Linked DNA regions of Homo sapiens: region 2 is linked to region 1. Evidence: chromatin loops called from intact Hi-C (ENCODE). Cell type or tissue: adrenal gland. All regions are shown on one strand. Each heading gives the region's core, and the rest is flanking DNA. Links, peaks and the distances in the headings are about the cores only.

Evidence for each region. Hi-C counts contacts between places; a loop is a spot of excess contacts. Peaks named below come from ENCODE experiments on the same cell type or tissue, not always from the same donor. Only the 100,000 strongest peaks of a DNase experiment are listed, where the experiment ranks them.
Region 2: it touches region 1 in a loop (3-fold over the local background); 17 of 110 quality-filtered maps call a loop at or near these places.

What each region holds. Positions count from the first base shown.
Region 1 is chr20:19,576,493-19,588,797 of GRCh38, reverse strand. SLC24A3 (solute carrier family 24 member 3) reads right to left here. Exons shown (of 17, transcript NM_020689.4): 4 at 8,724-8,798; 5 at 3,743-3,827; 6 at 3,254-3,357. Among named protein-coding and RNA genes, the nearest start is that of RIN2, 180 kb to the left of the region's middle. RefSeq lists an enhancer at 5,022-5,523. In adrenal gland, for the core only: a CTCF peak has its summit at 4,806; a DNase peak (open chromatin) is centred at 4,917.
Region 2 is chr20:18,899,691-18,911,995 of GRCh38, reverse strand. No RefSeq gene overlaps it. Among named protein-coding and RNA genes, the nearest start is that of SCP2D1-AS1, 76 kb to the right of the region's middle. In adrenal gland, for the core only: a CTCF peak has its summit at 7,127; no DNase peak of the experiment used is centred there.

The DNA of each region.
Region 1 (12,305 bases), core at 1,633-9,632:
CAGATCGAAATTCACAAGTACATTGTTTTACAAAACTGGCATGAAGTCCCTTCAATACAACGTACAAGATACATTAGTATGTTGCATCAAGAGCTCGGTGTTTTCTCTTTGTTGTTATTATTCTTCGTTTTTAAATAAAGGAAACTTGTAGGACCACAGCCTTGTAAATGTCTTGAAGTGATGCCAAGAACCTCTCTATAAGCCACTTTCTAAAAAGCAATTTCCTTTTTGTCCCATAAAACTCCCCAAAGCACCTTAGGTGAACACCAAAGCGAGGGTTATGTTTGCAAACTGCAAATACAGCAGACATTTAATTACACTGAATTCATCAAAACCCTAATTGAGACAGGAACTCAAACCTTATAGCTTAATTACTTTAATTTCAGATGGATAACAGACTTGGTCATGTGCAACCCTCCATGCTGAAATTCATAGAGGGAGGCCCACGGGCACTCGCTGGTAATTCTCCCAGCCAAATGAAAGTGCAGATCAACATAAATAAAATGCTAAGTGAAATCCATGATTGGATTTATTAATCGCTTCAATTCCCAATATCCAGCCTTTGCCGTAACATTCCACTGCACCAACTCCACCGCCTGGGAGAGCTTCTCCCTGTTTGAGGCTGGGAAGCTGTCATTTCTTTTTTTTCACCTCCCACTGGTAGACAGCACAGAAGTAAGTACTAGTCCTTTGAGACTGTTTTTCTACGAACATCTCCTTACTTTGATTTACATTTAGAAGACCTTCTCCCTGACTATCCCTTTCCTTCCCACTGAGTATCCTGTGTCTGTTAATTAAGCTGTGGACACCCTTGACTGTTAGATAAGTTCCATCAATGAGTTGGTCAAATTATCACAGTGACCTAGGTGGAATTTGGAGGTGAGAACCCCAGGGATGCGTATTCTGAGCATAGCTAATGGTGTCTAACTGAGACTGACTTACCATGTAGAGCAGGTCTATTAATGCTGAACATGCTACAATTCATCTTGATGGCAACACTAGGAAGTAGGTGTGCTTGTACCCACTCTATAGATGAGAAAAATGAGGCTTTGAGAACATAAGTAACTTCTCCAGGGTTCCACAGCCAGAAAATGGCAGAATCAGGATTTAAACCCAGACCCGTCTGATTCCCCAGCCCATGTTCTTCCCAAAACATAATTTTGCTTCCTCTGCAAAGACTTGAAGGATCCTACAAAACCCTGAGCTGGATGGCCTTGAAAATCTCCAGTTTGGCACATGACAGGAAAGTCAGAAGGAAAGGTTGGCATCCAGAGTCATCGCGTGGACTGTGGACTGCTTCTCCCAACAGTCATGGTTGTTACTTCTGTCCATGGCTACAGGGTTGTGAGGTGAGCCAGCAAAGACCTTCTGGGGTGAGTCAAGGGACAGACACCAGCATTTTTTGGAGTTCAGGGAGCCCTTTGCCTTTGATGCAGGTGTTCCAACCAAGCTGGGATGAACCGCGTTACTAATGAGTGATGAGCCACACATGCATCCAAGCCATTTCATAAGTAATTAGTTGTGTGGCACTGACTAGATGCTCCCCAGTCATTTGTTTCATTTCTCTACATTATCTCTCTTCCTTTGGGCTTGCTTGTGAATCAAGCTTCAGGTACAAATGATGAATGAACTAATGACAACACTAATAACAGCCAGACTAATAACCATACTGCTGATGGTGACAATGCCAATTAGGAGAGTGCTAACAGCGACAGACTCTTCTGCTGGGTGCAACTGTTCATCTGTGGAAGGCCACAAGCAGGTGTCCAAGGCAAAGGAGAGCCAGGGAAGTGCAAATAGCACCAAAGGCAAAGGCAGAGACTCATTTTTTAAAAAAATACTAACTACATTTATGGGAGATTTAAAAAGCACATATTGTGGGTACACAAAATCTAAGACATGAGCTCATTGACTGAGAGGATGAGAAGAGGGAAATCATTCAGTCTAAGGAGCTGAGCAGAGCTCAGTCACCATGTACTGGGAGCCCCTTTTCCAGATAGAAGGGACCCATCCACCTGTGGGCCCTGGAGCTGAATCCCGATGAGATCCAGGTGTCCCTCTGCGTGTCACCTGAAGGCAACTGACACACCAGGCAATCCAGACAAATCAATAGGCACGAAGATGACGGAAGTAAAAATGGGCAGTGGAGAATGCAATGGTGGACCCGGGGTATCCTGCATGGAGACCCTCGAGTCTACATCAGTGGAACGGGCAGCATGGGGTGCCCCTTGCCGCTGCTGTGGGGTGAGGGCCCTGGCAAAGGGTAGGGGGAAGGCTGCCCCGGGGCTTTCCTTAGCCCCCTGACCCAATCAGCCACTTCTAGGAGAACAGTGCACTGTTCATATCAAGGCTGCTGATCAAGTGGTTAGGATCAGCAGGTTCCTTGATATTGTAAGTGGAGTAGCCTCCATGAGCTTTTAGAAGTGCCTTTTACTAGAAGATACACAAAGTTGTGGGTATTTGGGCAGAGATCTCAGGGTTGTGTTGTTTCTGAATAAAATCCCTATGAAGAAATTTAGGATATCAGAGTTGGCAAAACAGTTGCAAACCCTGCAAACAAACCTCCAGGTGCTGCTGCAGTGTAGGCTTGTCGCCCAGAGCCTCCCACGCAGTGGCTTCTGAGCACCTTCCCCAGACTTTCCAAAACAGACGCCAGTATTCATAAAGAACTCAGATAGCAGGACACCACCTGGAAGTGGCATCAACTCCATAGGTAAACTGCAGGCTTGCTAAGCCCTTCATAACCCCAAAGGCACGTTATAATAGAGAAATGAAATGCTCTACCACAGTCAAAAAAGGTTAGGCTGTGTCCTAAACCGTGATGACTGCATGTTTTGTTTAGCAGATTCTCATGTATTCTCATTGTGTTTAGCAGATTCTCATGTATTCTATTTCCAATGAGCAAAAATCATACCTAAAATTGTTTTAGGCCATTCTAGTTCAGATCAGTAACATACCAAAATGAATGTGGAACCCTTCAGATTGTAACCCACATCTTTCAGTCTGGTTAATTATTTATGTGGACCTGAGCATTCTATATTCCATCAACATGGAGACCAAGTAATGGTGGATTACCAGTTTCCACTTCTAGCTGGGCCAGCCTCCTGGGATGTGAGGTCCCAAATCACTGCTGCCCAAACCACTGGGCCCTAATGCAAGTTGTGTTCCAGCAAGACAGTCTCCTGCCTAAACTCCATGCCTCCCCTTTCCCCAATGTCACATTTTGCCATCACAAAGAAGCCGCCAGTCTTACCTGCCCAGCAAAGAGCCCACAGACACCAATGATGCACAGGATGTTGAATACCGCTGAGCCCACGATGGTGCCAACTCCCACATCGCCTTTGGTGATGAAGACCCCTGAAACACAGATCCCACATCAGCCTGGCTGTTGTGGCCCTGTTGCATTCCAAGGTGGGCATGGGGAACCTTTCATAAGCATTAGATTGTTCTCAGAATCTACAGGAAACAGCTGAGGGGTGGAGAGAGCTTTCTAATCTACAGAGGGATGATAGCTGCACAGGAGTGTGATGGGCTTGGGGTCTGGGACAAGTTCATGCACAGTAAAAGCATCACTTAAATAAAACAACAACGGCAGATGGGAGGCTGATGTTCTACTCATTGGGGTCCCTGGATTATCATTTTCTATGAGTGGCAGACAATCTCGGTCTGGGGGCCATCCATTCCCAGAGCCCTTTTCCTTCAGACAGTGAAGGTCTGAGATGTCCCTCAGTCTGTCACCTACCTATGACCGATGTGAACAGCTCTGGGGCCGAACTTCCCGCTGCCATGAATGTGGCCCCAGCCACATCTTCACTGAGGTGCAGGCGCTACAGAGGAGCAAAGACAAAGCACAGGTGAGTTGGGATTCCATCTCGGAAGAGAGGTGACTGTGACACCCGAGAGTCCAAGCCCTGAGAAGCAAAGACTGGGGCTTCAGCGAGAGTAGGACCGATGGGACCTGGGGCTGGTACTTAGTCCCTCTCAGCCTCCTTCTCCTTCTCACAGAGCGCAGCCACTGCTGCCGATCCCCTGCTGAGTCAGAGCTCCTCTCAATGTCCTCCTTAAGGGACAGGTTTGGGGAGGGAACTACATGTCCTTATGAGCTAAAGGCTCTTGGGAAGATCTAGGGGTCTTCAACCCAATTCCCGCAGGGGCTGTGCAGATGACAGTCAGGAGTGGAGTGGGCCCATGGGAGGCCACAGCAGGCGGTAGGTCTGAGGCTATGGTGGGGGCATTCACCTCTTTCTATGGGCAGCATTGCCCAGTTCCCTCAGTGTGGCCAGATATTCTGATTTTTAAGAGATGCCAATAATCCAACCTTTTATGCAAAACTTCCTGATTTTTGTGATACTATGCTGATCTCAGGCTAAATGACGCTCATGGTAACCAGTTTGTGAGTCTTTAGGAGGTTATGGAGGCATGTTGGGGTGTGGATGTGGGGATCACCCTCCTGAAACCCACTCCCCTTCCTTGAGGCATTCTGGAAACCCCGGGATCAGAGAGTGGGAGTGGGGGCTTAAGGCTGAAAAGAAGGTAATGAGGCATCAGCCCTGCCAAGACGGGGTTTATACAATGAGCTCTCCAGGTTACTCTGTTTGTTAAACCAAAAGGTGATTTACAAGAAGACAAGGCAATTATACATTAGAGGCTGGTAACCAGATTTTGCATTTCTGCATTCAGTCATGACCCAGAAAGTATGCTGCTGGCTGCCAGTGAATAGCCAGTTCCCTCCTGGCAGTCAAGCTTGAGTGACATCCTTCTCTTCCCAGTGGCACCTACAGCTGCACTTCCTTGCTCAGCCAGAGAGGGGCGGTGTGGCCCTGATGTAGGTCACTGGCCTCCATTGAGTGACCCACAATAGTCTGCAGGAGAAGCCCTAACTGAGGATTTTGATCTAGGATCCTGGGTCGCTTCGCTGTCGGCTGGACAGCGAAGCTTCACATGGGATGCCGAGCAGATCCTAAGATGGAGGCGCAGATAGCGCAAAGTTGCAAGGTGTGGCTGTGAGGGGTGCCCAAGCACTCCTGTCCCATGGAGCTAAGAGTCTGTGAGTGAGGTAGCCTGACACAGCTCGCAGCTCCCTGTATGGTTTGCCGAGACCTGCCAGGAGGCGGGAGCCATGTGTTGCTGTGGTTCTGTCCTGCTGGGGTATTAGTTGTGGCATCCAAACCTTGGGTTCATGTCCGTTTCCCCTCTCTCCTTCATCCAGCCAGTTTGTTTCTTCCTCTGTATCTTCTTATACCCCTCCATCATCCCCAGTTCACTTCAGCCCTGGCAATATCTCACAGGACTCTAGTCTTCTTGACTCTGGACTCCTATCTACCATGACAGAGCCCTGAAAAGCCCTCCCCAGCTCCCTCCAGAGCTTGGAATAATTCCTAACGCCCAGCCTGGCTTGCAGGGCTCCCTGTATGCTGGTGCAAAACCCCATCTTGGTTTTGCGGCTCACACATTCTCTCACCAAATACCCTTCCTCAAAATACTTGGCCACTGACACCTTCCCTCTAAGGGCTGTTCTAATCCTGCCCCTTGCACAAGCCCTTTCCTGATCTCCTCCCAACTCTGTCCCTCGCAGCGTCAATCTCTCCTTCCCCCACTCTCTCTCTGCACTTCTGCACTTGCCAATTCCCCGCCACTTCCTCCAGCCCCCTGTGGATATTACCCTGGAGCTGCTCTGCAGCTAGGAGCCCTGGGATGGGATGGGACATGCTGTGTGTGATCTAGTTTCCTCCCAGCCCCTGGCATAGAGCTTGGTCCAGGCAGAGCCCAGCTTAGTGCTGACGTCAGAGGGGTGAGTAGTGTTCCAGACCTATTGTCACATCCTCCGCTGCTCAAATGTCCCACTGCTGTCCTGGAAGCCTCCACATGGGTCCCAAAGCCTCCCACCCTCCCCATCCGACTTCACCTTTCCTAGACAAGCCTCTGCTCGGCCAGGCCTGCCACCTCATGGTCCTTGGGGATGCCAGGCCCTTCCACTCGCTGCGCTTTGGTTCATGTTCACTCTTCTTCCTGAAATGCCTCTCTCCCTTCCCGCCTCAGTGCAGCTGAGGCTGTCTACTGTGGCTTATAGGATTTCTCTAAACTCTGGAGACCCTCTCTGCACGTTCTGCAATGGTATCTCTGGACTGTTCAAAATCTAGGGGCTGTCATTTCACACAAGGAGAAAGTAAGGTCCAGACAGGGGAAGGGGCTGGCATGGAGCAGGTGCTTTGTAAGCACCAGGGCCTGCCTGACCCCAGTTTCGGATCCTGGATCATTGCCTTTATCTCCTTCTCTTTCTCCCATTTTCTTTTCTTTGCCTTTTCCTGAACCCCACATTTTTCTGCTTTTAACTTTAAAGTATTTGAGACTGAGCGAGAATCTGCCCTGACCTCCAAGCAATGATTCGTTGCACAGTGTGGATTTCTCTCCCCACTCATCTTTCACAAAAGCTGGAAACGACAACCTTCTGTGTTTTTCTGCCCCACTCCCAGTTTTAGTCTACGAGTAACCATGAAACACAGAGTATCGAATCATTAAAAGGTGATTAAGGAAAGCACAGGCAGTAAACAGAATCCAGGGCCGAGAGGCCCTCCAGGCCACTGCTGGTGGACCCACGTCATGATCCTCTCATCTTGTGAGAAAGTGTAACTCCAGGGAGAACTGATTCCACGTCTCTTAGAAGATGTAAACATGTCAGGATCTCTAAATATATGTGAGCTCTGACCTCAGCCCACCCATCATTCACAGACATAATGTTTCCCCAGCAATTAAGGTTGTTTAAGGTCCATGGAGCCAACATTGTCTTTCCAGGAGACAGGCACGGGGCACCCACTCTTGTTATATGAATCTTGCTTATAAGACCAGATTTGGGGTGGGAGCAGGGAGAGCCCAGGAAAATGTGGTTGCTCTTCTGTGCCCACTCCTCCAGTATCGCTGTGGGTCTGGGCAGTGCAGCCAGTTCTAACACCACCATGACCTGGTCCAGGCTCGTCTCTGGATGGAGTAGAGAAAAGCCTGAAGACTTGGAAATCAGGCTGACTTGGGCTCAAATAGTGACTCTATCCCTTGACCCAGGGCAAGTTGCTCAGCTTCTCTAAGCTCTGGTTTCCTTGTTTGTAAAGAGGGGATAATATCAGTCACCTGGCAGAATTCTTGAGATGATTAAAGACAGGTAGACATAGTCACACCACACTGTTTAGCGACTGAACCATATCAGGGACCTAGTAAAATAACACCTCACCCTCCTTAAACATTTTCTTTCCTTTTCCTCTCCTTATAACTTTTTTGTTAAAAGACTCACACCTGCCCTCTTTTCCTGCCATTTTCTGGCTCTTTGATTGCCTCTCCCTACAAGGGCATGGGTATTCACAGGTTCTGTGTCCTCAACTGAGTAGAACACATGCTGACAACTGTACTGACATTTCCAGAATATAATTTTGATATTCACACCAAAAAAATTGCATGGGAAAGAGAGAGAGTTGTTTTGCTCTGCATGAATAATAAAACACCCAATAGTGGTATTTCAGAGATCACAGAGGACTCCAGTTACAGGTGAGGAACACCTCCTCCCCTTCGACATAAGGTGACCCCACTCTCAGGTGGAATTCCTCAGACAAAGGGCTTCCACACCTGCCCACTGTGCATTTCAGATGCCACCTCAATTACTCTGTGCTACTGTGGAAGAGAACACCTCCTGTGGCTCTCTAAATATTGTTATTGTGGGACACTTTTTATTTATTTAAGTATCCAACACTAACTTCCAGGATGTAGAAGACACTGCTTAGGGTATGTGGTTCTCTAAGTCTGTGGTTCCTGGACTAGGCAGCAGCCTCAGCATCACCTGAAAAACGTATTAGAAATGCAAATTCTACCCCCTCCCACTCTCCCAAGACCTACTGGATCAGGTACTCAGGGGAGAGAGAAGGAAAGGGAAGACACAACCAGTTTTGAGAACTACTGGCATAAAGAAACCGAGTTCTCGACAGATGTGTCTGGGGGAGATGCCTTCTGGAAACAGGGATTCTGAATTAAAATATAAACCGATAAATATAAATAAATAAATAAAATGGAAAGCTTTCAGATAAAGGAAGCTACATTTCCAAACAGACAGAGATGAAAGAGGCAAGAGAATGAAAGAGTTCTAGATCTGCTGAATATTTTTTGATGAAAGGGGTTTAACTTGCTGTTCAGCCTGGCATGCACTATGATGATTTCTAACAGGGACACTTTCCTGATCTCCGTGGCCAATTCTTTCATCTCAGTGCTTCCGCTTGGAGCATTTCTGTACATATACAGAGAGAGGAAGCATGGCAGAGGTATGCGGTTGGAGGTTTTTAATCCTGCGAGGATGCCATGGATATCAAAGGAGAGTTATGGAGGCAGAAGGAAACACAGGAGAGAGAGGTGGAGGAAGTAACAGAAAGGAAGAGTGAGTTTAAAAGGAAAAGAAAATGGGGAAGGAAAACACAAATAGTACCATTAGTTAGGTCTAAATGGAGTTGGGGAGGTTGGTCCTGTGGGTTTTCGTCTGATTATTGATCAGAGTCATGAAATGCTCAGTAGACCGATGACACTTTTGTGCTAATATTGCCCATTGCTCTCAAACATGGTGATGCCTGGTGTTCCCGCTGCAGCTGCCCTGCGAGGGCTCCCCAGGACTTTGGTGAGGAGGCTGGAACAGTACAGGGCACAGGTCCAGTCCCCAGTCTGGCTCACACATACCAAGAATGTGAGGCACGTACCTCACAGATCTTTTCCAAGGAAGGGACGAAGAAGTCATCACACACAATGGCCAGCGCATAGAACATGTATATGGCCTGGAAGAGAGGAGATAAAAGGGGTTAAAGTTAGAGTGAGGCAGAGCCAGGAAGATGAACGTCCAGCCACCTTCTGCTTTGATAATGTCTTCTGTCATCATGAATTCAACACCTTAAATACCAAGTCTTTCCAATGCCCACAACACTCTCCTGTGACCTGGTCCCAGCTTTCTCTCTGATGTTATCACCTGTCACTCTCCTTTTGCCCACTTCCCTTTCCATGAAACATGTCATGGATTCCTGTCTCAGGGCCTTTGCACTTGTTCTTCCCTCTGCCCTGAACACTCTGCCCCAAGATATCCCACTGGCTCACGCCATCACACCCTTCAGGTCCCTGCTCAAATGGCAACCTCTTTCCCCCGCTCCCATTTCTCTCTATGTCATTTATCTCTTTGGTTTTTCCTGATACATTATATGTTAAATTAATTCATCTATTGTCTGTCTCCTCCACCAGAAGTTCATGAGGATATGATGTCATATAATTAATTTCATATAATGATTGCCATATCCGCAGCAGTCAGCACAGGGCCTGGTATATAGTAGGTACTCCATAAAGGTATGTGGAATGAGGGAATAAATAAATGAACACTTCCAACTGAACCTGTTTACTCACTGGATCCCTGCAGGAAAGCTTTGCAAACTTGCTTCTGCATCTTGGTCAGCTATGACCAGGGTATTCCCTGGAATTCTACCTTCTGGCCAGAAATTGCCTCTCCACTGTATCCAACCGCATGTTTCCTCTCCAACTAATGAAATCTTACTAGGATTTCAGTGTTGACTGACCACTCAACATCCTTCTCCCACTCTTTCCTAAGGAGACCCCAGTTTTGTCCAAATATCCACCATGCCCCATGTGGAAGGTGACCCTATCCTTTTCTCCAGGAGTGGATGCTGATTGGTCAATCAGTATGTAGTATTCCTTAGCTGTGGCCATTGTTTCAGAGGTGAGCACATGACCTAGGTTGGCCCAATTAGAGAGCAGGAAAGGCTTTTACTTTTTGCCAAAGGGAGCCATTTCTCACCCTCTGTTGCTTGCTGTGGACCAGGAAGCTGGGAGCCCTCATTGCCACTGACAGTCATATTGAAGGAATCTGACTTGAGAGGAAGTTGACCCTGAATCAGAAAAAACCTAAGCCCCCGGATAACATCACTGAGCCCTTGATCAGGTGTCCACCCTGCCTCTTGACTTCATAACATACCATGAGCATTGTTGAGGCCAGTTTGATTTAGAATGTCTCTGTTACTTGCTTCTCAAAGCATCTAATAGGTGTGGTTCAAGTTCTAGCACCCTCAGCAGTGACATTGCATTCATTTATTGACCTCCCAGTATCTTTTCCTTTTGAGAAGTGCTCCTCAGGATGGGAGTCGTACATCCCCTCCTCCTCACACAGGGCGCACACACATGACCCAGTATAGCCATAGAACATCCATGCCCTGTCACACAGTGGAGAGTCAGGGACAGGTCTGTAAGGGGCCAAGCAGAGATAAGTGGAGAAGCTGAGGCAGAGACACCCTCTTTTTATGGATATAAACACCCCACATCTGGAGCTGCTAGAGGCAGCTGTCATATAGAGAAAACTTGCCTGAGAAGAATGCTGCTCCCACAGTGAGAAGCCGACCCAAGAGATGGGACAGGCACACGCACACACACACATGCACACACACACGCATGCATACACGAAAAGTACACCCACAGGCACACACACGCAAGCATGTATGCACACACACACACACACGTCCCAAATGACACCATGTGACCCCTGGCCCCGGCTCCAGTCTAAAATCAAAATCACTTTCTAATTTCATGAGCCAATAATAGGCCTTTTACACTTAAGCAGTTTTAAGTTTCTGTCACTTGCAACTGTCCTTCATGAAGCCTCTGTGGCAACCCAAGCATGAAATGATCTCTGTTGCCTTTGACCCTTAGCAGTTGCACTAACGTAGCCCCAGGGTCCCTGCTTTGTATGAGCTTGTTTGCTTTTCACATATATGTTTGGTCTCTTCCATAAGATCGTAAGATTCTAAAGTATACTTTAACACTAGATCCTGTGGAAATATCAGACAAATGCATAAAGACATATGCACTAGTATTTTCATTCCAAAATTGCTGACTACAATAAGTTATCAAACCTAGCAAAATATACCTTGGGGAATGGGTTATATAAACTGTGGTTCATCATTCAATAAGACGCCCTTAAAAGGGATTGTGTAAATCCAATATGAAGTGATAAGGAAAGGCATTCATAATACATTGCTAAATGAAAAACAGCATTACAATGTCTTTTTTTATTAAATAATCTATGTATATGTGTATATACACATATTATATATTTGCATATAAGAGTTTGTAAGGCCATTAATCAAAATAGTGGCTACATTTCTCTCTCAGTTGGTGTGACTCTATCTGTATTTTATAATCCATAACTATATTTTGTAATATTTTCACTCTGAAATAGTATTTCTTGTGTAACTTTTGTAGGTGATGGGAGATTTTAGAGGTAAGAATTCTGTCTTATACTTCACTAATTTCTGAGGAGCCTGGGATGCTTGGCATGGAAAAAAATCTCAAAAATAACTCATTGATAGATCTATTCATAATCTGTACAAAATTATTTGCCAATGGGCTTTTTATTAAAAATGTCGATTAACGGGCACGGTGGCTCATGCCTGTAATCCCAGCACTTTGGGAGGCCGAGGCGGGCAGATCACAAGGTCATGAGATTGAGACCATCCTGGCTAACATGGTGAAACCCCATCTCTACTAAAAATACAAAAAAATTAGCTGCGCGTGGTGGTGGGCTCCTGTACTCCCGGCTACTCAGGAGGCTGAGGCAGGAGAATGGCATGAACCTGGGAGGGGGAGCTTGCCATGAGCCGAGATCGCGCCACTGCACTCCAGCCTCGGCGACAGAGTGAGACTCTGTCTCAAAAAAATAAAAAGAAAATGTCAATTAAGAATAATTCTTGCTGTACTTTGTAGCCTGGGAATAAATCAGAAAATACATTCCCAAATTGCAATGGACTCAAACCCTCTTTTGCTGTATGACTTGGCTGATCCAATGATATGCAGGTTTTAGGATTAGCTTTGAAAGGACACTCACATTAGGTAATTGGGATACAGAATTGCACATTTGTAGATTAATCAAGATCTAAATAAGCTGTTCCATAGCTGACATATTCAACTCACTGAAACAGCCAACACTGCCTAGAAGTCCATAAACCATCTCACCAAGAATATGTTCCAGTATTACATATTGATCTGGTTTTGTGGCAAGAAGCTCCATCTAACACACTGTTGTATCCACGCTTCGAGGGGGATGAGAAATGAGATCTGCCAAGCACTCAGGACTTTTGAGGGTAATGACTATCAAAAGCTGTGTTAGTTCTCGTGAGCTGGGCAGCATGAGGCGGGGATGCTCACTGTTAACCAGATACCCTTTGACATAGCACCTCTGGGCACCCAGAGAGGCCTGCGAGGTGATGAGCCCTTCTCCAGCTGCAGAGCCC
Region 2 (12,305 bases), core at 2,373-10,372, 680 kb after region 1:
AGAAAAATATTGCAGTATCACTTATACCTAAAATCTAAAAAAAAAAGAAAAAAAAGGTCAAATATACAGAGAAAGAGAATAAAACAGTGGGTACAAGGGTAGCGGGGAGGAAATGGGGAGCTCTAAGTAGCAGATGTGTAGCATGAATAAGCCTCCAGATCTAATGTATAACACGAGGACTACAGGTTGTCCACAAAAAGAGTCAACCTCTATAAAATGCTTGAAGAGATTTGTTCTGAGCCAAATATGAGTGACCATGGTCTGTGATACAGCCCCAGGAGATCTGAGGACCTGTGTCCAAGGTGCTCAGGCTACAGCTTGGTTTTATACATTTTAGGGAGACACATGACATCAATCAGTACATGTAAGATGTACATTGGTTCAGTACAGAAAGGCAGGACAACTTGAAGCAGGGGCTTCCAGGTTGCAGGTGGATTCAAAGATTTTCTGACCAGCAATTGACTGAAAGAGTTTATTTAAAGATCTGAAATCAATATGAGGGAGTGTCTGGGTTAAGATAAGGGGTTGTGGAGACCAAGGTTCTTATTATGCAAATGAAGCCTTCAGGTACCAGGCTTCAGAGAGAATACATTGTAAACGTTTCTTATCAGATTTAAAAAGGTGCCAAACACTTAGTTAACTCTCTCCTGGATCAGGAAAAAGACCTGGAAAGGAAAGGGAATTCTCTACACAATGTGGATTTTCCCCACAAGAGACAACTTTGCAAGGCCATTTCAAAATATGTCAAAGAAATATATTTTGGGGTAAATACTTTTATTTCTTCCAGAGCCTGCTATCTCATGTTGCTATCTTATTGCTACAAAGAGTCCGTTTTATGAGTCTTAAGTTTTAGTGTTAGTGCTGGTCAGCTCTGCCTGAATTCCAAAGGAAGGAAGTTAGAATGAGGGGAAGGAAGTTATAATGAGACATGCCCGACAACCCATTCCCAACGTGGCATGTGACATGAACTAGTGTTTCAGGTTTACTTCAGAAAGCCCTTGGCAGAGAGGAGGGTTCATTCAGTCGATTGAGGGGCTTAGCATTTTATTTTTGGTTTACAAGGTAATAAAATTTTACTTTATTTGAGATTCCTGCTAAATGAGAAGATTTAAGCTGCCCTTGTCACCAAAAAAAAAGTGTGGGTAACTATGTGATATGTTAATGGTGAATACGTTAACTTGTTTTACTATAGTAATTATTCTACTATCTATATGTAGCCCATAACATCATGTTGTATATACACAATAAAATTCATTTAAAACACACACACATACTTGCAGAAGCTGACCACCTTTAACTTCTCGACTGCTGGCCCAATAGGCTAGTCCAGACCAGGAGCAACACTTCTAGACTGGTCCTGTGTCCACCCTCCTGCTCCTACCATATATGTATTATCTACATAGCAACCTTTCGGGATTCGGGGAACATGACACTCAGATGGTGTAACTTCCCTGCTCAAAACCTTACAAGCTCCCCACTTCAATGACAGAGATTGCTGAATTCCTTACAAAGCCCAGTAAGGCCCCTCAAGTTGGGTGTCCTGTTATCCACACCAACTTCCTTTCCTGCTACCCTCCCCTGGATCCACAGACACTGGCTTCCTTGATTTTTCTCCAACATGCCAAGCACACTCCCACCTCAGTGTCCTTGCCTTTGCTCTTCCCTCAAACACCTACATGACTCACTCCCACACTCCTTTCAAGTCTTCATTCAAATTTCACCTTCTCAACGAGGTCTACCCTGACCGCCATATTTAATACCCAAACCCGTTCCCCTACTCCCACCCCAACTCTCAGCACTACAAATTCTTCCTTACCCTAATCTACTTACTCTTTTTTTCCACATTTATTATCTTCCAAAAAACTAGGGGATTTATATATTCATTATATTTTTTATTGTCTATCTGCACCCGTGAGAATACACATTCCAGCAAACAGGAGCTTTGGCTAGTTTGTTCACTGATATGTGCCAAGCATCTCTGAGCTTAACACAAAGTAGGTGCTTAATGAATATTTGGTAAATGAATTAGTGATGCTTTCACCGTTATTCACTTGCATGTTTGTTACTATTTCTCTAGAAGATATATCTGTAAGTGGAATTGCAAACAGATGCCCACATTTAAAATTTCAATAGACACTACCAAATCGTGCTCCAAAAAGATGTAACCAATTTATACTTCCAACATCAATGCATGGAAATCTTTGTCTTTCCATCCTGGATATTAACTGATAAAACTCTTATGTTGTTTTAGTATGTTTCCCATGAATAGGCTGGTGAGGTTGAGCATTTAATCTTATATTTGTCAGCCATTTATAGTTCCTCTTCTTTGAATTTATTATCTTTTCATATTGTAACAGGATAAAAAAAATTTTGAGATTATACTTTGTCAGGAAAAAATTGTCCAAGATGTGGAAATGGGCAAAAGAGATCCCTGAGAATTCTTTCAGTAGAGTATTGGGCATTGCCTAGGGGACCTTCTGGGATGATCTGAGTCTAGAGAGGCCTGTGCCTTTGGATTGACTTTCCATTATTAGTCTATTTTACATGCCTGTAGGGGCAGCAGTTAAAGTGAAGACAACTGGTAGCAATGTAAATTGTTCCTGTCCTTAACAATGCAAATGAGTTTTGTCCCAAAGAGAATATAACTCTTTGTAACTCAAATTCTGATTTGAATCTCTTCTAACAACTGACTTGCCCCTTCAATAATTAATGAGCTAAATAAAATCTTTGACACCTGTTCACTTTATATTTGTATAAAAGTCATTTCCAACTTCTAGGAAATTATACTCTAGCAGCGTTTCCCCTAATCAGTGTAAGGAATTTGACTGCCCTTGCAGTTGAGGACCAGGGAGGGATTTTAGAATTATCTATAGCAGTGGTACCAAGAATTAATATTCAGCTACTGACATTCAAAGTAGAGTTTGAATTCACAGCAAGATAATGGGCTCTAAATCCAGGCTTTGTGGAGAGAGAAGAGATTTTCTAAATTCCTTTATCTCCCTCCTTGAACATATTAAGAGCCTAGAGGACCCAAGGAAAGTCCGCACAGACAGACAGGAAAGCAGGGGGAAGTCCCAATAGCCTGTGTAAAGAGAATGTCTTAGTTTAATTGCTCTGGATTGAAGGCATAGAGGAGATAAATCGAGGAAAAAGCAAAAAGCAGCAGAACCTCAACCTCACTTTCTATCCAGACAGAGGAAGGAGGCAGCCTTATGCTCAGCCCCCAGCCTAACTGGAGTGGGCACAACCAAGTCGACGCAGTGTGCCAGGCAGCCAGGCAAAAGAAGGAAGGCCTCGAGTTCACCTCTTCCAAGCAGCCTTTGGCTCCCACATGGCTAGTGTTGACAGACTTCACAAATAAAAATACAGGATACCCAGTTAGATAAGAACTTTAGAAAAACAATCAGTGTTTATTTTAGTATAACTAATATACTAATATAATGTAATATTTGAGACCTGCAATATTTGGAACACACGTATACTAAAATATTATTTGCTGTTTATCTGAAATTCTAATTTAACTGGGCATCCTGTATTTTTATCTGACACTCCCTACCTGAGGCTCTAAGGGAACCCAGAGTTCCCTGTAGCCCTGAGCAGGTACAGAGGTACCCGGATGGCTAGACAGGAGCACACCAAACAGCCCATGAGATGAAGGGAAGCAGCTCCCAGGTGAGGGCTGCAGGACAGGCCACATGGCCTGGGGACACACATAGACCTCAGGCAAGGTCATAGTGAGGGCAGTAGTGGGGCTGGGTCAGCCAGAAAGCGATACCATAAAGGGGTCCTGATCCAGACGCCAAGAGAGGGTTCTTGGATCTCACACAAGACAGAATTCAGGATGAGTCCACAGAGTAATAAAGTGAAAGCAAGTTTATTAAGAAAGTACAGGAATAAAGCACAGCTACTCCACAGACAGAGCAGGGTGTTTCCAAAAATAAGAGGAGGAATGCGTCCACCCTAGGTACAATACTCATTTATATAGGATAAAAAAAGATCATGGGAGATGTGCTCTGCTACAAGGGTGTGTGATAAAGGATTAATTTTCTTAATTACTGTATTTTGGAAGAATCAATATTATCTTTAAAGCAAAATTAGGACTGCTTCTGTTCTCAAGATATTGGGATATTAGGACACTCTCAAGTCTGGGTCTGTTTAGTAAATGTTATCAATCTGTTCCCTTAACCATAAACATCTAGAGGCTAGGATACTTAACTTTCTGGGAATGCAGCCCAATAAGTCCCAGCCTCATTTTCCTAGCCCTCACTCAAGATGGAGTCACTCTGGTTTGAATGCTTCTGACAAAAGGGTCATAGGCATTGGCCCAGCTAGGAAAGGAACCAGAAACGAAGACATCAACGTGAACCTCAGCCCTAAGTGCCTCCAGAAATTAAGCAGTCAGGCATGACACCAGCTGCACCCGGGCAGTCACTAATCCATGAACTGAAGTGGACATGAGGGGAAATCCAGAAGACAAGCAATGAATCCTCCATTGTCCTTACCATCGCAAGGCCACACAAGCCACAGCCTCATTCCTACATCCCCTGCATCTTAGGGAGGAAGTCTGGGCATTTCATCCAAACGAGATCCGCATTGTCTAAAGAAACTTTTGGATGCATTGGTTCATATTACACTTACTAGAGTGGACAAAATTATGGAGGCCTTATAGAGGAGATGAAATCAAACACAGAGAAATAAAGTAGAAGATAACTTTATCTGCACTTTGGAGTATATGATAATTTTGTGATTCAGTCACATTCATTTTTATAATCCTTTAACTCCCATATGTTGCAAATATTTTCTGGTTATTTAAGTTGTCTTAATGTGTGGTTTTATACCAGCAAGTGTTACATAAAAGTTTTCATTTTGATGTAGTCTATCAAAATCTATCAATTATGCCTTCTGTATTTTGTGCCTTGCTTAAGAAAATTTCCCTATCTCAAGATTACTAACAAATGTTCCTGTATTTTCTTCTGCTACCTTTATAGTTACAATTTATGCATCTGGCTGTTAATTTGTTGCATGTAGCTTCATGGTTATATCTTACAAGGCAAGAACCCTGTCATGCTCTTCATAAAAAGAAATTGGCTGACTTACTCTACTTATTATATGCTTTCTTAAAATTACACTGGTATTTTATGGATTAATTTAGTAAGAATTGAGAAATATACAATATAGAAACATAGTATAGGTTTTCACTTACTCAGACTTCTATTGGTGACATTTAATAAGGATTCATAAGTTTTTGTGTAAATCTTTCACATTTGTCATTATATTTGTTAGGTATTTTACAGTTTTGTGGTCATGGAATCCTATTTGGTATTACATTGTCTAATTTATTATTGCTGATGTTTAAGTCTTTTGACTTTTTAATGTTGATTTTATATTAGACGCCTTTTTAGCAATCTAAGTTCTAATAATTTGTCACTTGATTTCCTTAGATTTTCTAAATTATCATATCATCTTCAAATATCTCCTTTTCACCTCTGTTATTGCACTGGCCTTTAGCATAATGTTGAATGGCAGTGATGATTGTGATATCTTTTTTCCAGGTTTGACAGTAACGCTATAGTGTTTGGTAGACACTTTGTATCGACATGTTATCTTAGATGTATGTGTCAGTAGTTTGTCAACTCCCAGTATCAGCAGCTACCTGGTACCTGCCTCTCTTTCCCAAGTACTCATGGTTTCTGCTCACACCTGGCAGAAAATGCCTCTGTCTGCTGCTGCTTGACACAGGTAGGTGGCAAGCCACCAGGCTGCACCTGAGGCACATCATCAGTCACCAGGGCAGATGACCTCAGGCAACCCTCTCACCCTCTGCATCCACAGCCTCAAGCTGGGAGCTCTCCTGGGACTCTTGTGCAGCACCCCTGGACTACTTCTGCCTTTTAAAAAAACTCACCTACATGTGTTTTGATCAGTGAACTCCACTTTCAACCTCATTTCCTCTCGCTTCTAGCTTACATAATTTCACATCCAAGAAAAGCAAGATCTAATTTTCTACAGCTGTAATGAATGTGTTTTATGTCTTTTCTGTAATTTCTAGAGATCTAATGCAGAAGGGAGTATGATTCGAAAGTATGCTCATTCTGGTACCTTTATCCAACTCCTTTCCTCTTCCAGATCAGTCTTTTTATACCTTCATCAAAGTTTCCCACCACCCTAAGGAAAGTATCTTCATCTCCTCTGCATGTTACCAAGAACAGTTGGTGATGGACACCTTCTCTGATTCCTCTGGGCTCTCTAGGATGCAAAAGGCTGTCAGGACCACCTGGGCCCATCGTGAAAGCTAATTAAAGATGGAATGTTATTTATGTTGGTGATGTAAATTTGTCCTCAAAATCACCTTTTCAATAGGGATAGTTCCAGGGGGAACATAAAAAGAAATAGAGAAGATTTCATGATGTCTGTAGTCACAAAATTTTAGACACTCAAATGAAACTTGAGCTTGACTATGACCTTACAAAGAGGCTTCAAAATATTATTGGCACTAAATTTGCCTAAGAAAAGTGCCCCATGGGTCTTTCAGTCGTCAACTGTGTTTCCTGAATGATGACAATACTAATGCTTCTGGTTACTTAGAATTACTTTTTGATCTTCAAAATCCATATTTACATATTGTCTGACTTCTCTGATGCCCATTTAGTGTTTGATAGTTTCTCTGGCTTGGGCTACATTGCCTACTTTGGGACCCATTATTAGTAACCATTTCAGTCCCATTGACTTCCCTCTCCAAGGAGCCATAGTTGAGTCAGGCTCAGAAAAAGGGGTAAAAAAGAGACAAAGAGAGGTAACAAATTACTTTTACGCACATGCACTAACAATTATTAGTCTCAGATGCGCAGATGAGTGCATTTCTAAGACATAAAAGTCCTCTTCAGTTTCCTTTTATTGGAATCATCCCCTTGCTGGCTTTTCATTTTCAAACTTAACTTTGTGAACAATTAGGGAAACAATATGGTTATGGAGGGTGCTAGGTTCAAGGGCAGGGATGTCAGTTGGTTGGAAAACTGAGTCAGGACTAGTAAAAGACTTTCAAACTCTGGAGTGGAGAGACTAAAATTCATCTCCAACATTTTGAGGAAAGGATGATAAGTTCCAGCTGAGATGACCAGGACTTTGCTGCCACCTATCCTCCATCCCTAGATCTGGCCTTGCCTCCAAATGCCACACAGCAACCATGCACCCTCTTCCATCAACGGAGCTACCAAACAGTGCAAAGCTGATTATCACAGCATGCCCCCGAATGTCCTGATTTACAAAAACCCGAAGACACCACAACACTCAAAGGAAAGCAGTGGCCCAGAACGGGCAGAGGACTTGTGAGACGTCATACAGCAAACCATCAGAAACCTGTATACATCTGGACAAGTAGATCCAGAGAACTGCTCCCCCAAAATGGCAAAGAACTGAAGCTCACAGTTCAAAGAGCAGTGATTGTGATTTGTCTAATGTTAAAGGAGAATGTCTAGACGCAGAATACCAGAACGTCTGGTTTTAATCTGTCTTAGACTGGGATCCCCCAGAAACAGACCCTGGAATAAGAATTTGAATATAAGTAGCTTATTTGGGAGGCGATCCCAGAAACCACCACTAGAGGAGGGGGATGTGAGGCCAGGAAGGGAAGGCGGCCAATGCCTGGGATTTATTGGGTTACCACTGCAGGCCACTGACATCAGTCATGCTGGACACTGTGGGAGATGGTGTATAACACAGCTCAGAGTTGTCCCCACCTTGGGACAATGATGAGGAAGTGGGGGTATTTATCCATCAAACAGCATCATCATTGGGGTCCTATCTCCCAAACTGCTCAGCTTTGACCAAGCACAACTTGGATGGAGAGATGAAGGGCAAGTGTTGGGTGCAGATGGACAAGGCACCAACCACATCTGCAACACTGCTCTCTCCCCTTGGTGAGCTTGGACAGTTGGGTTTTCTGACCCTCGTCTCTTCTCTTGGGTGGTTATATCTCAACATCATTTCTTGGACACTGCAGGGACTCACTCAGGCTAGGGCCACTTGCTGTTCCACAGCCTCCCGAGTCATGCCCTTTCTCACTGGGATGTCCATAAACTCCAGCCTGCAGGGCTCTGCCCACTCTATCAACTCCTGAAGGTAAACGCTTTCTGGAGCAATATTTTGTATGTACCACTCCTTCTTACAAAACATTTCATGGCTTACCATTCCCTGCAAGGCAATATCCATTCCTCTTAATCTTCTAGGTCTCCACAGGTCACACTCAGCCTGGCTTCTCAGTCTAGGGATCCAGCCAACCTAGCCCCTAAGACAGGAATGACTGGGTCACCTACGCCTTTACTTTCCCCTTAGTCTTCTGCCATCCCCTCAGCCATCCACAGAACTATTATAGAAGGGAAAACAGGGAATGGAGTATCCCTTAGGCTTCAAGCAAGTCTATGGAGAAAATGGCTATGGAGAGGTAGAGGTGGTCACACCCAGGAAACCAAACGCTTTGGCCTCCAGCTGAACTGTAAAGAAGAGGCAGCATGGTAAGCACAATTAATAACAATGTACTTGATATAGTTAGGCTTTGTGTCCCCACCCAAATCTCACCTTGACTTGTAATCCCCAGGTGTTTATGGAGAGACCTGGTAGGAAGTGATTGGATTAAGGGGGTGGTTTCCCCATGCTGTTCTCTCGATAGTGAGTGAGTTCTCACGAGATCTGATGGTTTTATAAGGCAGTTTTCCCCACTCTTGCTAACACTCTCTCTCCTGCCGCCATTTGAAAAGGTCCAAGCTCATTTCCCCCTTGCCTTCCAGCATAATTGTAAGTTTCCTGAGGCCTCCCCAGCCATGTGGAACTGTGAGTCAATTACACCTCTTTCCTTTATAAATTACCCAGTCTCAGGTAGTAACTTTATAGCAGTGTGAAAATCAACTAATAACGTACTATATATTTCCAAATTACTAAAACAGTAGGTTTTAAATATTCTTACAAAAAATAAGTAGATTAGGTGATGGACAGAGTAATTAGCTTGATTTAATTATTTCATAAGTATACACATATCAAAACCTCACACTGTACCGCATAAATATATACAATTATTACTTGTCAGTTAAATTTTTTAAAATAGAGTCCGCCAAGGTGTAATGGGCCTTCATTCCAATGAGATTTCTCTTCTTGGTCTAAAAATAGAGTGACCTACCAGACTAAGAGAACTTTCAGGATATAGAATTTTGACTTTTAAAACCAGAAGCATCCCAGGCAAACAAGGACCAGTTGGTTCCACAGGCCATTTGCTTTGGCCAGCTGGATCAAGCGAGAAAAGATGACTCTGCTGAGATGAAATAGCTCCATGCCTACCAGACAGAGTCTACCATAAACCATAGCCAGATGCATATGTTGCTTATCGCACACATTGCTTCTTTGAAGAGAATAACTAGTGCCAAGCCCCAGCCTAAGCGTGAGCTGGCTGGGTAAGTAAACAGATTGCTCAAGAGAAGTTCTTCAGGGTGGCCTGTGAATGAGCTGCTGACCCTCTCCCATCTTCTGCAGGTGGCTCATTCAATCGCCAAATCTTCCCCCACCCACCATCCCAAAAACCTGACCGCCAGTGACCTCCCAGCTGAAAGACATTGTGTGAAAGAGGAAAACACATTCCAGCTTGGCCACTCAGCAATCTTAATTAAGATAAGCCTGCTTATAAATATTCAACCTGTCACAAAGCTCCATAAGCTCCTCTTTGCTTATGGAATGGCTTAATTGCAAAGTCTGGGTCTTGAGCGCCTGTTGATGTCTCAGACTGATGTAAATACCATTAACCCTGAGAAAAAGGTTGCACCCCTGGCAGCCAGAAGAGAATATGCAAATCTGATGGGGGAAAACAGCTACACATTCCTTTGCACATAAAAAAGAAGCAGCATGCAATGAAAGTTAGGTCTTTCTCCCCTGCTCAGTCTAGAGGTCTGGACGGTGAGCTCAACTCTACCATGAGGACACCAACTTCCAGGGAGGCATTTGGCTTTCCCCAGCCTTATTTTCTTCCATCTGCAAAATGAAGCCATGGATTCAGCTCTTTCAGAGATCTTTTCAGCTCTAGGGGAGTGCTCCATCCCTGAAGATGGGTAAAGACCAAGAGCATGGCTATGGTAAACTGTATAGGTATAGGCTGGAGACAGCTCTGGTGTTGAGGATTTGGGTAATAGAACACTTACTATGAACCCACAATGTGAAGTGGTTACTAAAGAAGGTTTCGTGAGGCCTTAGCTTAAAGTGTCTGCATAGATACTGTTGGGACTGCACCCAGATGACCTCAGAGCCTTCTCACCATTTGTCATGGACTGAATGTGTCCCATCAAATTCATAGGTTGAAGCTCTAACCCCCAATGTGGATGTATTTGGAGTTAGCTTCTTTAAAGAAGTAATTAAGGTTAAATAAAGCATTAGATTCTCAGGTAAAGGCAAAAAGGAAAAAAAAAAAAAGAGGCTGTTAGGGTGGGACTCTAATCCAATCTGACTAGTGTCCTCATAGGAACAGGAAGAGACACCAGGGATGTGCAGGCACAGAAGAAAGGCCAAATAAGGGCACCATTTGGGAAGGTGGCCACCTGCAAGCCAAGGAGAGAAACACTCACCAGAAATCAACCCGGTGGCACCTTGATATTTGATTTCCAGCCTCCAGGATGGTGAGAAAAAAAATTCTGTTGCTCAAAGCACCCACTCTGTGGTATTTTGTCATAGCAGCCCAACCAGACTAATACACCAGTTCTGGGTGCCCAGCCCTCTTCTGTGCACTTCACATTTTTTTTTATTTATGTTTTGACTCAGGTTCTTGCTCTGTTGCTCAAACTGGACAGCAATGGTGTGATCTCAGCTCACTGCCATCTCAACCTCCTGGGCTCAAGTGATCCTCCCACATCAGCCTCCTAAGTAGCTGGGACCACAGGCACACACCAAAATATCCAACTAATTCTTTATTTTTTGTAGAGAGGAGGTCTTTCTATGTTGCCCAGGCTGGTCTTGAACTCCTGTCCTCAAGCGACCCTCCCACCTCAGCCTCCCAATGTGTTGGAATTACAGGCAGGAGCCGCTACACCCAGCCTTCACTCCTATCACTCACACCTGCAACCCACTTCAATGCCCTTGCACTGCTGGAACTATGACCCAGAACAAAGAAAGCAAGAAGTGCCTTGGAGTTGATGTGCCTGCCCTCCCTGGTGCAGGGTATGAAAGCCTCACTCCCTGGCCTTGAGGTGGAGCGAACTCTTGGTGCAATTCACATTCCAGAACTGCCCACAGTATCACCTGAAATTACTCCCTTGCTTGCTGCTGCTGCTTCTCTCCCCTGCCTGCTCTACTGCCTTTTCAATTTCTCTCCGGAGTCCTGCCTTAATGAAACACACGCACACAGATTGTCATCATAGGGCTTGCTTCAAGGAAGCCCCTCCTAAGATGCTAGCTCAAAAGATGTGTGTACCCCAACATTGTAGCTTCAAGCCAACTTCATATTTCACACTCCTCTTATCACTTGCTCCTAAAGGGAGATGGGAAGGGCCACTGCTGGCTACAGTGAGCTCAGGCCCTCAGTTCTGGCATATGCATGTTCTCAACCATGTCTCTGACTATACAATCGGATCCAGCCTCCAATTTGGAAGTCTCCAGCTCGCTGGAGTTGAGCAAGGGAATACGTTCCTCTGATTACCCTTCAAGTGCCCTCCTGAGAACTCAGCAGGCTCCATCCTAGCCTGTTCAAACTCCACCTGGGGGCTGTGCTCATTTTGGCGCTTATGATTTTTGAGAGACCCTGATATGGGGCTCACAGGCGGGACCAGAATGGAGAGGAAACACAAAACTTCACAAAGACCCTAGTTTATATTTTCCTAGAGGCACGTCCAAGAGAAGGATTCATGTGCTTTAGTTAGGAGGTGATCCCAGAACTAATGGGGATGGGTGATAGGGGGATGTGAAGGAAGCCAATGAGAGTACATCACTCGAGCAGGTCCCTGTGGTGGGCACTGCAGCTTCCTCCTGCTGGGACTCTCTGGGAAACAATGTAGAGCACACACCTCACAGCGTCCCACACAATGGGCAAGGTTGCTGAGGAATGTCTACAGCAACTCCTGAGTGGTATGAGGGGTCACTGACTAGTCCAGGGCTGCTCCCAGTGGGTGCCACCTCTGATGGGCACAGGGTGGCAGAGCTGGTGCTGTGACCATGCTGAGCTCTCAGATGCTGCACCCAGAAGCAAGGTTCAAGTGTAAGGGCTAAGGAAATGTGGGCAAGGCATGGCAGGTCTGACACACAAAGGATGGTTTAGAAACTGACATTATTAAGCCAGGAAT